2 separate regions of the Mus musculus genome follow, and region 1 is linked to region 2. A link is a loop called in an ENCODE intact Hi-C map of the cell type or tissue named here. Cell type or tissue: left cerebral cortex. All regions are shown on one strand.

Region 1 (8,000 bases), 62 kb after region 2:
TCTGCATGCTACCAAAGGAGAAGTATAAATACTAAGCCACCCACAAACCCTTTGACAGTGGTGTTCTGTCTGCAAGATACACTAGTACAATGGTGGCACAGGCTTAAGGGAGCAACCAACCAATATCTGATTTGACTTAAGGCTCACTCTTGAGATGGAGCCCTTACCTGACACTGTTTGAATGATCGAGAACCTGAGAATAGATAGCCCAGGGAACTATGGTAAAAGCAAACTCTACTGTTCTACAAAAAGAACAATAAATAACTCCTGTGACATTCTCCTACACTCATAAGTGCCCTGCTCAGCGGACATCAGAAAAGCTTCTTCCTGTAGTAGACGGGAACAAATGCAAAGACGCACAGCCAGAGATTATGTAGAGAGTGAGAGACCCTAGAACACTCAGCCCTAAACTGGTATGTCACTTCAGGGCTCAGGGAACTCTGCAGAAGAAGAGGCAGAAAGAGTGTAAGAGCCAGAGGGGATGAAGGATGCCAAGAAAACAAAACCCTGTAAGTCGATGTGGATGTGATCGTGTAGTTCATAATCCTTGTTTGGCTTCCAGCCCCAGGGACTGAGGTGCATATCATACATACCAAAGCAGACCTGCCATCCAGATTCTTCCAGCATCCCTCAGTCCCTACCTGGCACACCCTGCTCTTAACCCTAAAATTTCCAGTCCAGGGGCTACCCTTTCCCTAAAGGGCTCTTCCCTATATAATCCAGACATTGTGTGCTCTCCCTCCCCACCTCCCTCTGTCTCAATTTTTGTCAGTCCTTGAGGGCAGTGAACTCACCCGAGAGCAGCTTCACAACAAACCAGCATTTAATATAGCTGAATGGCTTGAACTGGCTCATTTCATAGGCAGAGAAATAATTTATCACTCCTGAGTTCATACACATATCAACTCACAGAGACTGAGGCAGCATGCACAGGGCCTACACTGGTCTGCAGCAGATGGCGTCCCATAGCTGAAAGGAGAAGTGGACACATGCCCATTCCCAACTGAGAAGTCATCTCCAATTGATAGCCACTTGCAAATGAAAATTTAGTTTCCTCCAAGGGCATCTCACTGGGGAAGCAAACTACTCTTAAAGGTAAGCTGTATGCCCAGCAGTAAATGGCCAAAAAATAAACCCCTAACTAAATGGCATCTTCGGAGATTCCTTGTCTCATAATGTCCTACCAGGGCTTTTCTTTTTCTTTTTTCATTTTTTGTCTCCTTATTTATTTACATTTTATTATAATTTTATTTTATTTACGGCTTCCATATTAGTGTTTTATGGGCTTCCTGAGTGTGCGAACCAGTAAGGCTCTGTCTCTTTTGCTTTCTCTTGTGCTCTTTTTTTCTGGTTGTTTGTTTTGTCCCATTCTTATGTGTTAGGGTTTTTTGTTTTGTTTTTTACCGTATTATATTATTATATTATTCCTTAGAAGACTGCTTGTTTTCTAATGAGAGACAGAAAGGGGTAGGATCCAGATGCAAGGGTAGGTAGAGAGGGATTGGGAGGAGTAGAGAGGAGGGAAACTGTAACACACACACACGTATATATATAATTTTTCAAGATTTATTCAGTTATGGATTTGGGTGTTTTGTCTTATGTATATCTGTACATTGAAAGAAGGCATTGGATCTCATAGGACCCCAGTTATAGATGATTGTGACTGCCATGTGGGTGCTAGGAATTGAACTCAGGACCTTTGGAAGAGCAGCCAGCATGCTCTACTGCTGAACTATCTCTCCCAGCCTTCAGTAATCAGGATATATTATGTGAGGAAAACAAAATCGAGAGCAAATGGCGATGGCGGAGGCGCTGAGGCGGGTGCTGGATGCCGGCTGGGCGGCAAGGCCTGGAGAGGATGGCGTTGCCTGGCCGCCATTGCTGTTGCTCGGCGCTCCGCGCTCTGCGCAGACGTCGCTGCTGTTTGCAGCCGCCCTTGAGGCGGCAGGGGAAGGCTGCGGGTCTGTCCTCTTCGTGATGCGAAGGCCCCTTCAGAGCCTGCCGCTCAGTACACCCACAGCGCGAGAGTATTGGCGGCTCCAGAAGGTTCGATTCCAGTACCCATCCTCAATTCAAGAGCTTCTCCAGCTGCTGGCCTCTGCCCATGAAGCCCCAGCACCAACTCCATCCCTTCTACTCCTGGACGGCCTGGAAGAATATCTCGCAGAGGATCCCAGTGCCCAGGAAGCCGCCTACTTGGCTGCATTGTTTCTGGATACTGCTGCCTTCTTTAGCCACCCTCTTGGAGCCAATGGCAGTTGTGGGCTTGTGTGCCCTTGAAACCCAGAAAGAAGCAGAGGCCGATGCCCCACATCTGGCATTACTTAAGCGGTATTTTCCTGCACAGTGCTGGTTGCAGCCAGATGCAACAATGCTTGGGACAGCATTGCTGCCTTCGAGCCAGCCTAGAGTTGGGCAAACTGAGCCCTAGGACAGAGTGGTCAGTGAGTTTCTTACCCTGTGGAGAGATGAAGGTCACCCCATGGCTTGCCCAGGCTTCTAAGCTCAGCCCAGAGAAAAAAGGTTCAAGTGCTGCCAGTCCTTAACTTTGGGATGTGACAACCTCCCTGGTCCTGGGTCTCCCTTGGATGGGATACTTACTTCAGAGACAGGTGCAGATTCAAAGACCTGAAAAATGTAGATTTTCTTTTTAGAAACTAGCATTATTGTCATCAGGGCTGGCAAGATCCCTTGGCAACGGGCACGATAATTTGACTGATTCCCGGGACCCTCGTGGTAGAAAGATAGAACTGACTCCTGCAAGTTGTCTTCTGACCTCCACATTTGGGTGGAAGCACACAGTCCTACACACTAATGATAAATTAGTAATGAGACCTTTAAGATAAGTAAGGCCAGCAGAGCCTTCTTTTGCCCACTCACCGTTGTCAATGAGATTCAGCCATGTTTCCTAGTTCAGGTCTTTTTATCTGCTGCATTTTTTATCCAGACAGGCTCTCTAAGTCAGGCCAGCCTCAAACTAGATCCTTAGCTGAGGCTGTCCTTGAACTCCTGATCCTCCAGCCGCATCTCTTGAGGGCGGGGCCTATGGAGTATGCTCCTGTTCTTGGCTCCTCTTGCACATTCCACGGGTGCCCGTATCCCAGTTACCTCTGTGTGTTGGCTTACGTAGTCATCCACATGACCTTGCACGTGTATTTAGGGTGTACAGTTCGGAGTGGATCCACTCCAGATAGAGTATGCACACGTTTAGCTTGCTTAGGACAGGCCAGCTTAGGGAGGGAGAGATGGGAGATCACAAGTGCAAGGTTATCCTTGGCTACATAAGGTGTGGGAAGCGATGCTGGCTCACACTGGACCCTGTCTCCAAAACCCAAAGTGGGCCAGGTGTGATGGCACAGGCCTTTAGTCCTAGCACAGAGGCAGGTAGATCTGTACGTATGTGTTTAAGAACAGCCTGCTCTACGTGGCAAGTTCCAGACCAACCAGAGCTACATAGACCCTGCCTCAAAGACAAAAACAAACTAGGGAGCTGGAGGAGAGCCCAGTGGTTAGGAAGTCTCTCACTGTAGGGAGTTGGAGAGAGAGCCCAGTGGTTGGGAATTCTCTCACTGTGACAGCCTTGGTTCTCTATCTGTCTGAGTCATTTCCACTCCCGTGAAAAACCCCTCACCCATATTCCTGAACATAAGCCTAGTAAAGCTTTATTGGTTCACAAAAAAAAAAAAAAAAAAAAAAAAAAAAAAAAAGAAAAGGAAAGGAAAGGAAAGAAAAGAAAACAAAATCGATTTCAGTAAAAAATAAAATAATAAATAAAAGCAAACGCTTTCTTTCGTAAGTAGCCTTAGTCATAGTGTTTTATATCAGCAATTAAATAGTCACTAATGCAGAAGCCTTAATGGATTTTGTGGCTATAAAAGGCTTGACATTAAAGTGTCCTGAAGAGGGGGGTTTGTCTTCAGAGAAGACTCAGTCATCCTTGAGGGTTTTCCCTGTGCTGTTGGGATGTTTTCCCTCAGCTTAAACCAAAAACAGTCTTCAAACAAACAAACAAAAACCAAAAAACCTACCACGCCCAAGGCAACTTACAAAAGAAAGAGTTTACTTATTTATTTTCCTTGTATTGAGATAGACTTTTTTTTTTTTTCTCTCACATTACATATGTTGTGGATGGCTCTGTGCTGCCTGTATTTTATGTTAATTCTGCTCCCCCGGGAGAGACTGCCTGGAATGAGGAATGAGTTATCTGCACAGGTGGCTTCTTGTGAACCAATCCCTTAAAGAATAAAGGAGCCAATCACTGGGTGAGTAGGCGGGACTTCCGGATTGGTCAGAGGAAGAGAGGAAGCAGGAGAGAGTTTTAGGTCTTTTGGAATGGGGACAGCATATATGTAAGATGTAGCTGCTAGAGTTTCCCGGTATCATGGCGGATGTGTAAGGATTCGCCACCAGAGGAATCAGATTTTAATAAGGCTTACAAGATTAGGTTTTAGTTGTTGTGCCCAGAGATTGAGTTACCATTGTTTCTGAACTAAGTTTGTGTTGGCTTTCCCTTCACACAGTGGGGGCGGCTCATCTGGGTTCAAGAGAGAAAGGTATCCTGTAAAGCATGGGTGTGCTAAATGTGCAACACAAAGGTTGTGGGGGATTTGAAGCACAGGTGGGCTTGGTAAGGACCCACCAGTGGGAACCTAGGGGGCTGGGTGGAGAGATTGTGGAGTTCTGAGTCAGAGTCTCCATGAGATAAAACAAGTTGACCAATGCCTGACCAGACCACTGGGGCAGAGAGTTGCTGGCACAAGCATGGGAACGTGTCAGTTCTTTTTTAATATTTCCCACAACAAATATATATCCTGATTACAGTTTCCCCTCCCTCTACCCCCCTCCCCGTTCCTCCCTGAATTTCAGGGTTCAGACTACAAACTGCTTCTGTGTGACTAAGAGAAGAAGAATCAGAGTAAAGAGAAACATACTCTCTTAATCTCCGAAGATTAACGGCAGGAGGAGCTCTAGAATTTCACAAAGGTGCTGTCAGGACACATGAAAATCTAGAGAAAAAGACCAGCTTGAAGAGACCAAAAAGAAGAAAGCCTGCCAATCACATCCTCCAGAGATTCTGAGACACACACACCCCTGGTGTAGGGGGACACCATCTGAAAGGTAAGCCAGCCTTGGCAGAAAGATGTGTGGGCCTCCCACAGCCTCACAAGCCTCCAGTCCAGTTGTGGGTTTGTTTTGGTTTTTTGTTTGTTTCTCCAGCAGATGAGTCAGCAAAGGAGAGGAATCCTGTTTTGCTGCCAATTGATATGACTTGGAGAGCAATGGTTAGAGGCCATCCCAAGACAAAAACTATTGTGTAAAATCAAGAGAGCATGGGGGCTTGAATGCAGGGAATAACCACAAACCAGGAACCTGAATGTAGTCTGATCCACAAAGAGAGATAACCCTGGAAGGCAGCTGTGGAGAGCAAGAGGACCAGATGTTGACTAGCCAAACAGTGTAGGTGGTGAGATGTTAGACTCAGTGAATCACACAGGGAAAGAAAGCTGGGTCCTCCATGACTAAGAACATACTGAGTCCACCAACTGAAACTGGCCTTGAGTTTGATAGTCTGAATCTGAGCTCAGCAGGTAGATCAACCTGCAGCACCACCTGTCTGCCATTCATCTGAGCAGAAACAGCAAATCCACATCTGCATCAACTGATACTTAAGAGGCTGAACAAGTCTGTATAACTCTCCTCAGCTGCATTAACAGCAAAGGAATAGACATACACACAATGGTCTATGGTTTTGTGTGTCAACTTGACACAAGCTGGAGTTATCACAGAGAAAGGAACCTCCCTTGAGGAAATGACTCCATGAGATCCAGCTGTAAGGCATTTTCTCAATTAGTGATCAAAGGTGGGAGGGCCCCTTGGAAGTGATGCTATCCCTGGGCTGGTAGTCTTTGGTTCTATAAGAAAGCAAGCTGAGCAAGCCAGGGGAAGCAAGCAAGTAAGGAACATCCCTCCGTGGCCTCTGCATCAGCTCCTGCTTCCTGACCTGCTTGAGTTCCAGTCCTGACTTCCTTTGGTGATGAACAGCAATGTGGAAGTGTAAGCTGAGTAAATTCTTTCCTCCCCAACTTCCTTCTTGGTCATGATGTTTGTGCAGGAATAGAAACCCTGACTGAGATAGTCTACATACACAATGGAATTTTTTTCAGCCTTATCTTTTTGTCACTGTATGGAAATGGATGCAACTGGAGTCCATTATATTCAGTGAATTAAACCAGTCTCAGACAAATGTCAGGCTTTTTAAAATTACACGTTTAGCGTGTGTGTGTGTGTGTGTGTGTGTGTGTGTGTGTGTGTGTTTGGATGTGCCTACCATGGCTCAGGTACCACAGTAAGCATGTGGAGGCCAGAGGACAACTAGCAAGAGAGCAAGACAGTTCTTTGTATCATGTGGTCCAGATGACACGACTCGGGTCATTAGGATTGGAGCAAATGCCTTTATCACTAAGCCATTTTGATGGTCTGGTTTCTAGATTTTATGTAGATATCTAAAATAATGCATGTATATATGACATTAAAGTAAACCTAAACCTGTCTCGGGTAACAAAGGAGAGGGAGGAGGAGAAGCAGAGAGAACATGCTCCAGTATACATGTACCATATATACTTACTGTGTCTATGACAACCGTTCCAAAGGGGTTTAACCAAGGACGGAAGATACATCCTGAATGTGGGCAGTACCACCCAATAGGCTGAGTCAGTAGGGGAAAGTACCAGGACGCATCTCTGTGGGCTGACTGCAGATGCAGACCAGTTACCTCAGGCTCCTGCTGCCAGGCCTCTCCAGGGCTCTGAGCCACAGCAAGCCTCTTAGAATGCTTGGTGTTTGGTCACCGTAAGAAGAGCAATTCATTCACCACAGCAACCAGATGAAGGCTAGGAACATGAGTGGCCTGCTGAGGAGAAGCACATCGGCCACAGCACAGGGCGTGCACCTGGAAGCTCCTAGCTGGGCTATCTCTGAGAAGCCATAGGAGGAGGAAGAGGTCCTGGAAAGATGGCTCCGTGGTTAAGAGCACTAGCTGCTTTCCCAGAGGATCCGAATTTGGTCGCCAGTACATGCGCGTTAACTCCAGTTCCAGGAGATCTAATACTGGCTTTTGGCTTCTGGGGTGCACAGTCACACATGCACGCAAAACATCTGTGAACATTAAAAAAATTTTTTTAAATAAAAAAGAAAAGATAGAGAATAAGAACTTGAGGCTCTTAGTACCCACAACAGGGGCTGCCTGCTTGTTACTCAAATAAGACCTTTTTCTTCTCTCTACTTTTTCCAAGGAGCCAGAATTGCTTAGGTAGCAGGTAGCAGGCAGCATAAGAGAAAGGCCTGAGCTTTGGTCGAAGCAAAGCTGAACTAGAGGCTAGTAACAATTCATATGTGGGTTTATTCACTGAACTGAACAATGTGACTACAGAAATGAAACTATTATTGGAAACACGTCTTCTGGGGACTTTTTGCTACCCAAATGATGACCCAAAAAGTTACAAGGCACCTACAGAAAATTTCCTCTGGGGCTTAATGAGTCATGGAGAGGAAAATACAGTTGCTTAGATTATATTTCTTTTTATATATACTGTAAGTTTTTCTTATTGTTTGTTTTTGAGACAGGGTATTGTATTGCCAGGGCTCCAGGGATTTTTCTGTCTCCGCTCCCACTCCTGAACCAGCATAATGTGTGCTATATTTTGAATGTGACTCATTTAAAAGAATTGTCCAAAAGGCACATATATGCATATAATACAATATGATACGATACCATACAATATGATACATTTTCTTTCTTTCCTTCTTTCACCATATTATAGCTATATCTGGTTAGCTCTTCCTCATAGATAGATAGATAGATAGATAGATAGATAGATAGATAGATAGATAGAGATATGGAATATATATGGAGCTGGAGAGTTAGTCACCAGTCAGCAAGCACTGGCTGCTTGCACAGAGGATCTAGGTTAAATTCCCAGTTCCCACAGAATGGCTCACAA
Region 2 (8,000 bases):
GGGGAGGGGGGGGGGGGACCGGCTGCTGCTGCTGCTAATAGAAGCTCCTTATAAGCTGCGAACTGACAGGTGGAAAAACAAATTCGCCAGCAGCAGGCCAGCCAGAGGTTGTGAAAACACGGTTCAAGGACCGAACATGTTGTGACTACTCTGTAACAGGTCCAAGGTAATTTACGCACACACCCTTCAGCGCAATTCCTCCAGCACAGATAAGACTGGGAAACAACAGGCTTCCCCCAAGATCCACATACCATTTTACAACAGCCGTCTCCCCCCAGACAGGAAAACAGACATTCTGGTCCCGAGTCCTTTCCGCTGGTCTCCCCACAGCGCGAAGGGAAGAGGGCCGCCGCCGCCGTAACGAGAGAAGCCGGCAACAGCCCCGCCGCGCGGCCGCCACGCCTTCCTCCCGCCGCCGCTGGGGACGCGAAGCCTCGGATCACATTTCTCCTCCCCAACAATCACACGCACGCACGTCTCCAGAGTTGACACCCTCCAAACCCGCCGCCCCGCGACGCCGGTGACAGGGCCACCAAGCCTCCGCGGCGCAGCCACGGGGCTGGGCGCTCCGGCGGCGGCGTGCGTGCACGTTGGTCTTCGCTCCCATCAATGAAAGGAACGAGGTCTCCGTAGTGACGGCCTAGAGCCGCCGAGCCGAAACGGGGGGCCCCCGTGGGACCAAACAAAACTTCGGTTGCTGGGAAGAGCCGTTGCGCAACCTAGGCTTGGGGGAAGGCCCGGACAGCCCGGCGCGGCCAGGGCGGCTTCCCGGAGGCTGCGCCAAGCGCGCGCGGAAAGCACGCGCAGTCCCCGCGTACGGCCTCCTCGGGCCTGGCTTGGCGCCGGCCTTCGGGAACCGCCCGGGCCGGCCGCACTGGACAACCGGGCGGGAACGGAGAGCCGTCGCTCCGAGGGTTCCCCCGGCCCCCGAGGCCCCGCGACGGCGCCGAGCTACCCGCCCTTGCCTGGCTTCCTTACCTTCCTAGAGGCCCGCGCTCTCCCCGCTTCGGGCGGCCGCAGCCCTGAGCATGTCCGGGGTGGGTCGCGGGGGCCGTGCGGGGACCCGGAGCCAAGCGCTTCAGCAGGCGGCGCCACCCAGCCGGGGCTCAGCCCCTCTCGGCGGCCGCTGCCATCTTGTCCTGGCGGCTGAGAGGAAACGGCGAAACACCCTCCCCCGACCGCTGCTGCTGCTTCTCTGGCTGCCGATCGCCGGGCCCGTCTCCCTCATCTTCCTTCCCGGGGACCTGGGGTGGGGACCGCTCGACTGGGGAGAGGGGCAGTGACAAGCCGGCGGGCCACCGGGGCCTACGGGCAACAAGGGATGCAGGGCCCGCGGTGCTGAGGGCCCATTTCCCCGGAGTTGAGACGAGGACGAGGGCTGCTTGCGAGGCCGCGTCGCCCGGGGCCTGCGGCTCGGACTCCTCGGGGCGCCGCGCTGCCGGCAGTCGTCACCCGGGCAGCTGCGGCAGGCCGCCCCGATATCGGGCCCCTCCTCCGCGCGCCCGCCGGCCTCGGCCGCCGCCTCCGCAGCGCCACCGCCCGCTCGGCCGCTCTGAGCGCCGAGCCCGGGCGGCCCCGCTCGGGTAGGGCCGCGGCGCCTCCGCGAAGCCCCTCCCCAGGGTCCGCCTGCAGCCGCGCCCTTGACGCTCGCAGCCCGCCAGGCGGCCCGCGCGGATCCAACCCTGAGCTCTCACGCCATCCCCTCCAAGAGGAACGGCTTCCGTCAGCCCTCCTCTGCAGTTCTGAACCTGACTCCGGGCCCAAAAATACACATTTAAGGGACAATCCTAATACCCAAAGGGGTTCAGATGCGGAAGCAGGATTCCACAGGCCTTTCCAGGTTACCCCATCCTAATTCTCTTCCCACCCCTTTAGAATCTGTTTCTTGGCATCTTAGGAGTCTAAAAACGCAGAAAGAGAATGAATAATCTAAGCCTAAAATAGGTCCTTCTCGCTCCCCCATTCCAAAACAGCAGGAGACTTGTCACACCACGTCAAAGAATGAGGGACGGACTCTCTTGGAAGTTTTCCAAGTGCACCACCACAGTGGTTGAGAAGCTGCCCACCTCTACGTTGATAATTCTCCATCGAGTTAGTTCCACACCCAAGCTAGTTTCTTCGCTCCTGGAAACTAGGAAATCGACAGAATGGTCCATTTCCACCCACGTAACCATAGAACCATGGAATTTGAGATGAAAGAATCTTACTGATGCATAGTCCAAACTCTTATGCTAAGACAAGGGTTTAGACAAGTTTCGATGACGTGAGCAAGGTTAAAGAGCAAAGCTTTAGTCTCCACCCCTCTCCCCTCCATCTATCTCTCCAGAAAGCATCTATCTTCGAAGCAACCCATCATTCAGTAAACCTATTTTGCCACCTGTTTCGTCTGGGTTCTAAACTAATATTTAACGTTTCCGCAACGCAAGCACCTCTGTCTCTATAATGGAGATGTCCTTTGCTTTCTTCCTTTACTAGAAGGACTGAGCTTGCCGATGTTATTTCTCCACACATATTCTCCATTGCAGCAGCTGGGGCTAAAGGGAGGGTCAACTCGCTGGGTAGATACTAGTCCTTTACCTATTGCCTTTCAAACTAGGACTGTGTAGAATGTCTTTAAAGGGGGAAAGGGTATCCCCTCGAGGCCACTGATAATCCTTTTTCCAGTGACCAGTGTTTTCTTCAAGATAGGAGTACAGTGAAGACTAAAGTAGAAAAGCTAATGACTGATTTTTAGAAAAGGTGTATGCATGAGATGGCCACAGTGATGCAAGTCTCTATTGCCAGCGCCGGGTAGATGGACAGAACCGGAAGAGGCTCGAGATTACCCTCTACATCCAAAAGGAGGGCAATGTCGGAGCCATTCTTTATTCTTTAGCATTTACATTGGATTTCTTTTAAGGCAATAATCTGAAAACCAAACACAAATTATTGCTAAAAAAAAGAGAGAGAGAGAGAGAGATAGAAATCTACACTAATAGAGAACTCTCTCCATTAGAATTTACTTTTCACAAGCAAGCATATCTTTTGCAAGCATATCTCTAGCCTCCTAATGGAAGACTTTCCTCATTTTGCTACATTTATGAAGAGGCTGGAAGTGAGCTCCCCACCCCCCTTCTGCTGAGTAGTTCACTCCACCCCACCCCCTTCCTATGAATTCCAGGAAGGATTTCTGTCACCTTTCTTTTAACCCTTGCCTTGCCAGTGACTAAATATAGTACCTAACTTAAACCTTCCCAGTAAAGCTTGCTAGATAAATAGACCCCCTCCTTAGGGAACCTATTGTGTCCTAACCTAATCCACTTCGTCTCTTCCCCCCCCAAATCCGTTCTGAGCTGGAACATACAGATGGTCTTTCAAAACCATGAAGTGGCCTTTGGTTGTTAAGTTCATATTTTTAGAAGGATGGTTCTAAATGGGGTGTAGTGGCTCACTCCTGGTCCCTAGTACTCCAGAGCCTGAGCTAGGACGATCTTGCAGAGTCCAGGACCATGGGCTTCATAGTGAGTGCCAAGCCATCTCAGAATACAGACTGACTTCCTCCCGGAGTGAGGAAAGACTAATCATCCTCTCGTAGTTTCAAATATGTTTAAATACAGGCTACTTCTGACAGAGAGACACAGGCCTGTGACTCAGGAGCCTGAAGCAAGAAAACCTCTAGTTCAAAACAGTCTGGGCTACACGGTGAGTTCAAAGCCCACCTGAGCCCTGTCTCAAAAAAGTTTTCCAGGTCCAGGGAGTCCTAAAATTAAGGGTTTAAAGTCAGCACACAAAAAGTTAACTCCAGTAAGTCCAGTGATGGGAAGAAGGCCTTTGGCTAGCCTGCCTCCTCCAGTTAGTGAGGCCCAGGCTCACTCAGGAGAGCTCATTGAGAACTGTCAATGGACAAGGCAGAAAGCCATTGAGCAGGGTAGGCTCAGAACTTCACTCCACGGCAAAGGAAGCCAGTGAAGAAGGGTTTATTTGGGAAGGTAAAAGTGCAATCAAAGAAGTCACTACAATCTTTGGATGAAAGAATACTCCGTGGAATCCATTTGTTTTTCTTTCTCCTTATTCTAATTTTTCTTCCAATAGCAGCCATCTCTATGAGAGTGAAAAGCCAAAATCACATTGGCCTAAACCAGTGCTGCCAGACCCTACCCTGGATTGGAGTACTGGAAACTCGCTATCTCCCAAGTCCTGTCCTTCCAGTCGGCCCTTCCTCGGGTTCCAAGGTTCCCTCCAAGTTCTCCCTCACTTCTTTTTCTGGTTTTTTGAGAGACAGGGTTTTTCAGTATAGCCTTGGCTGTCCTGGGACTCACTTTGTAGACCAGGCTGGCCTCAACTTTTTCACACCACTCTTGATTTTTCTTTCCCCCAGCCCCAGAGACTGAACCTAGTGCAAAGCACCACTCTACCACTGAGCAATATCCCAGTCCCTCTTCTATGTTTTATTTTCTGACAGGGTCTTACTAACCTGCCCAGGCTGACCTTGAGCTCTCTCCATAAATTAGGCAGGCCTTGAACTTGTAGCTTCCTTTCTCAGCAGCCTGTAACTAGTGTGATCGCAGTGGCTGTAATCACAGACCTGCACCAGGCCCAGCATAGCTTAGTATCTTTCCGTCTCTCCCAAGGGCCAGCCATTTTAGATACACTCATGTACATTTTCTGTCTTCTTCCAAAAGGAACATTTTTTTTGTCATTTGTCAGTTGTTTGATCCCCCACAGTCTAGAATAGAAACGCAATAAATATTTATAAAATGAAAGAATAGATTTTTCTATGTAAGCAGAAAGAAGCTGTTCACAAACCCAGCCTGCAAAGCAGTCACAGACTTTGGTCTTTCTCTAAGGTCTGCCTCCACCTCTGATGGTACTCTGTCCAGAGGGAGCCAGTCCATCCACTGCCCTTGTATCCACCTCTACTGAACTGCACACAGGTGTCAGCTTCAAGAAATGGCCTCGAACAGCCGTAGCTCACCATGCTAATGCTTCTATTCAAAGCACTGCAGTTTCCAGAAAAACCTTGGAACTCTGTCACAGCCTGAGTCACCAACCCACACACAGCTATCTTCCTCAAGGAAGTTAGGCTTTGAGGAGTTTGCTGGTTGTTATTTTCTCCCCTTCAGCTCCTAGGTATTCTTTCCGGTCCTTTTTTTCTCCCCACCATGTGGGACGGGAGGGGGGAACAAGGTGTGCCAAGAAAACCAGCAAGCTCCCTAACTACACACCAAGGAGGAAAAGTTTATCTGGGGGCTTTATTTCTCCTCCCGGCATGAGGTCCCGACTTCCTAGTGCAAATAATCTACCTTCTTCCTGGAGATCAACTTTGTATATCTGGGCCTCAGGGAGAGGCAGCTGGGGTAGAAAACCCCATCTAGAAGCTAGCTTGCTCCAGCCCATATTTGAATAACTGAAAAGCTCACCAAGTAGTTAACTCTTTACAGCCCAACGTTCTGCTTCTCTTTCAAAAACATTTCTTTTCATTAAAAAGATAAGAAAGCAAACAAGACAGGCAAGATGGCTCAAAGGGTAAAGAGCTTGTTGCCAGAATCAGAGAGCTTGGAGTTTAAGGGAGAGACCCAGTTTCAACTGTGAGAGAGAGCAGTTGAAAAAGACACCCAATATCAGCTTCTCTATACTTACTCTCGTGTGCACACACACACATGCAAACAGTATATGCATTCAATCTGTTTCCACACCACAGACGCATGCAAAAAAAATTAGTGCCACATTAAGAGGACATTCATAATCTCATCTAAATGAGTTATTTCATATCATGTGCATTGATGTCTGTCTGTTTGAGGGTCCCAGATCCCCTGGAGCTGGAGTTACAGTGGTGAGCTGCCATGTAGGTGCTGGGAATTGTCCTCTGGAAGAGCAGCGATGCTCTTAACTGCTGGACCATCCCTCCAGCCACATAATCTCATTTTAATATGGAGGCTAGGCATTACAGTCTACAAGAAGGAAATTCCCATAGAACAAAAATTCATTCTTTAAAAGTCCTTAAATTACCCATGAAGTATTTATTATTTTGGATATACAACCTGGTACAATAATATGTACTATAGCTAGGTCAGAGGGCACTTGTGGGGTTCAGTTTACTACTTCCATACATGGGATACAGGGATTGAACTCAGGTCTCAGCAGCAGCAGCAACCACCTTCACCAGATGAACTATCTTGCTGGCCCCTTTATTTAAGAAAAAAAAAAAAAAAAAAAAAAGATGTAGCCTAATATCACTCTCTGCCAAAAGTTTCTTAAAACTCTAATTAACACACATCTTCCCACCCCCCACCCCCGTTTCTTCCTCTAAAATAATGAAAACACTAGCAGTATCATATGGCAAAGATGTCTCCATGGGCAGTGGATCCTTAGAGTCCTGGGCACGTTCTTCACATAGGTTTTGCTCAAATGTACCTTTCCTTTTGATTGAAACCATTGGCTACCTGCATCAGCTCATCTAGATGAAAAGCCTGTCCATACCCACAGCTTCTCTACTGGTCTCTGTCCAGACATCCTGGAGTCTTTCTATACCATTTTGTTTTGTTTTGTTTTGTTTTGTTTTGTTTTGTTTTGTTTTGTTTTTGAGACAAGGCTCTCTCTCTCTCTCTCTCTCTCTCTCTCTCTCTCTCTCTCTCTCTCTCTCCCTCTGTAGTCCTAGCTGACCTAGAACTCTATGTAGACCAGGATGGTCTCAAACTTGAAGAGATCCTTCTGCCTCTGCCTCACCCTGGCTTTTCTTTCGTTTCCATGAGTCTTGTTTGCTTCTTTCTGTAGTGCTGGACATGGTACATAAGGCTCCAGCCTAGAGCGTGGTGTATACTAGGCAAGAGCTCTATCACTGAGTTACACCCCCACCTTATCCTGCATTATAACTCTCAGAAGTCAAATGAACTTAAGAAGCAGAGCACAGATCACTTCAAAGGGTGTTTTGGGTTTGTTGATTGGTTGGTTGGTTGGTTGGTTCTGAGCTAAGAGTGACAAAGGTCTAGGAACATAGACTTGAGTTGTCCTGAAAGGTGACATGTTCTACCTCAGAACTTGATTACATGAAGTTTTATAATCACAAAACAAAAAGACAGTCATAGATTAATGAATTTACAAATATATTATGGGACAGCAGGTAAGTAGATCAGAGCAAAACAGGAAGACTCTGCTATACAGATTTAGGATTCTTTCTCTCATTTTGAAACAAGGTCTCAGGCTGGAGAGATGGCTCAGCAGTTAAGAGCACTGACTGCTCTTCCAGAGGTCCTGAGTTCAAACCCCAGCAACCACATGGTGGCTCACAACCGTCTGTAATGAAATGATGCCCTCCTCTGGTGTGTCTGAAGAAAGATACAGTGTACTTAGATATAATAATAAATAAATGTTCAGGCTGGAGTGAGCAGGGTCGACCTGAGCAAGCAGAGGTCCTGAATTCAAATTCCCAGCAACCACATAATGGCTCACAACCATCAGTGCAGCTACAGTGTACTACTATACATAAGACAAATGAATTAAATCTTTGAAAAAAAGAAAGAAGAGGAGAGAGGAAGAAAGAAAGAAAGAAAGAAAGAAAGAAAGAAAGAAAGAAAGAAAGAAAGAAAGAAAGGAAGGAAGGAAGGAAGGAAGGAAGGAAGGAAGGAAGGAAGAGGGTCTCTCAGTGTAGCCCTGGCTGGCCTAGTGGATGAGGCTGGTCTTGAACTTGCGGTGATTCTCTTGCTTTTGCCTCTGAGTTATTATAAATGTGGTGTGTGCCACCACTGCTATAGGTATCAGATGGTTTCATGACATTCTTACCATTTGTGATGGTGGAAGCTAGTGGTCTGCTAAAACCTCATCCAAAAGAATTCATTTCAGTGAGAGACCTAATCTCAAAGAAACAAGGTGGGGCCAGTGTGATGGTTTAGTAAGTAAAGGGGCTTGCTGCCAAACCTGATGGACCCGAGTATGATCCCTGAGTTCCCCATGGTGAAAGGAGAGAACCTACTCCTGACAGTTCTCCTCTGACTCCACGGAGTGCTGTGGCATGTCCGCACACA

Evidence for each region. Hi-C counts contacts between places; a loop is a spot of excess contacts. Peaks named below come from ENCODE experiments on the same cell type or tissue, not always from the same donor. Only the 100,000 strongest peaks of a DNase experiment are listed, where the experiment ranks them.
Region 1: a loop joins it to region 2, with 4 times the contacts of the local background. A loop is called at or near these places in 18 of 42 quality-filtered maps.

What each region holds. Positions count from the first base shown.
Region 1 is chr2:104,554,858-104,562,857 of GRCm38, forward strand. It overlaps Platr14 (pluripotency associated transcript 14), which reads left to right and starts at 4,327. Exons shown (of 4, transcript NR_040322.1): 1 at 4,327-4,349; 2 at 4,867-5,118. It also overlaps the pseudogene Gm13884. In left cerebral cortex, no CTCF peak of the experiment used is centred here; DNase peaks (open chromatin) are centred at 4,206, 5,126, 5,439, 6,716 and 2 more places; H3K27ac peaks cover 280 bases.
Region 2 is chr2:104,492,970-104,500,969 of GRCm38, forward strand. Hipk3 (homeodomain interacting protein kinase 3) reads right to left here and starts at 1,520. Exons shown (of 16, transcript NM_010434.2): 1 at 979-1,520. In left cerebral cortex, CTCF peaks have their summits at 422, 1,068 and 1,675; DNase peaks (open chromatin) are centred at 476, 1,157, 1,725, 1,956 and 1 more place; H3K4me3 peaks cover 2,245 bases; H3K27ac peaks cover 4,967 bases.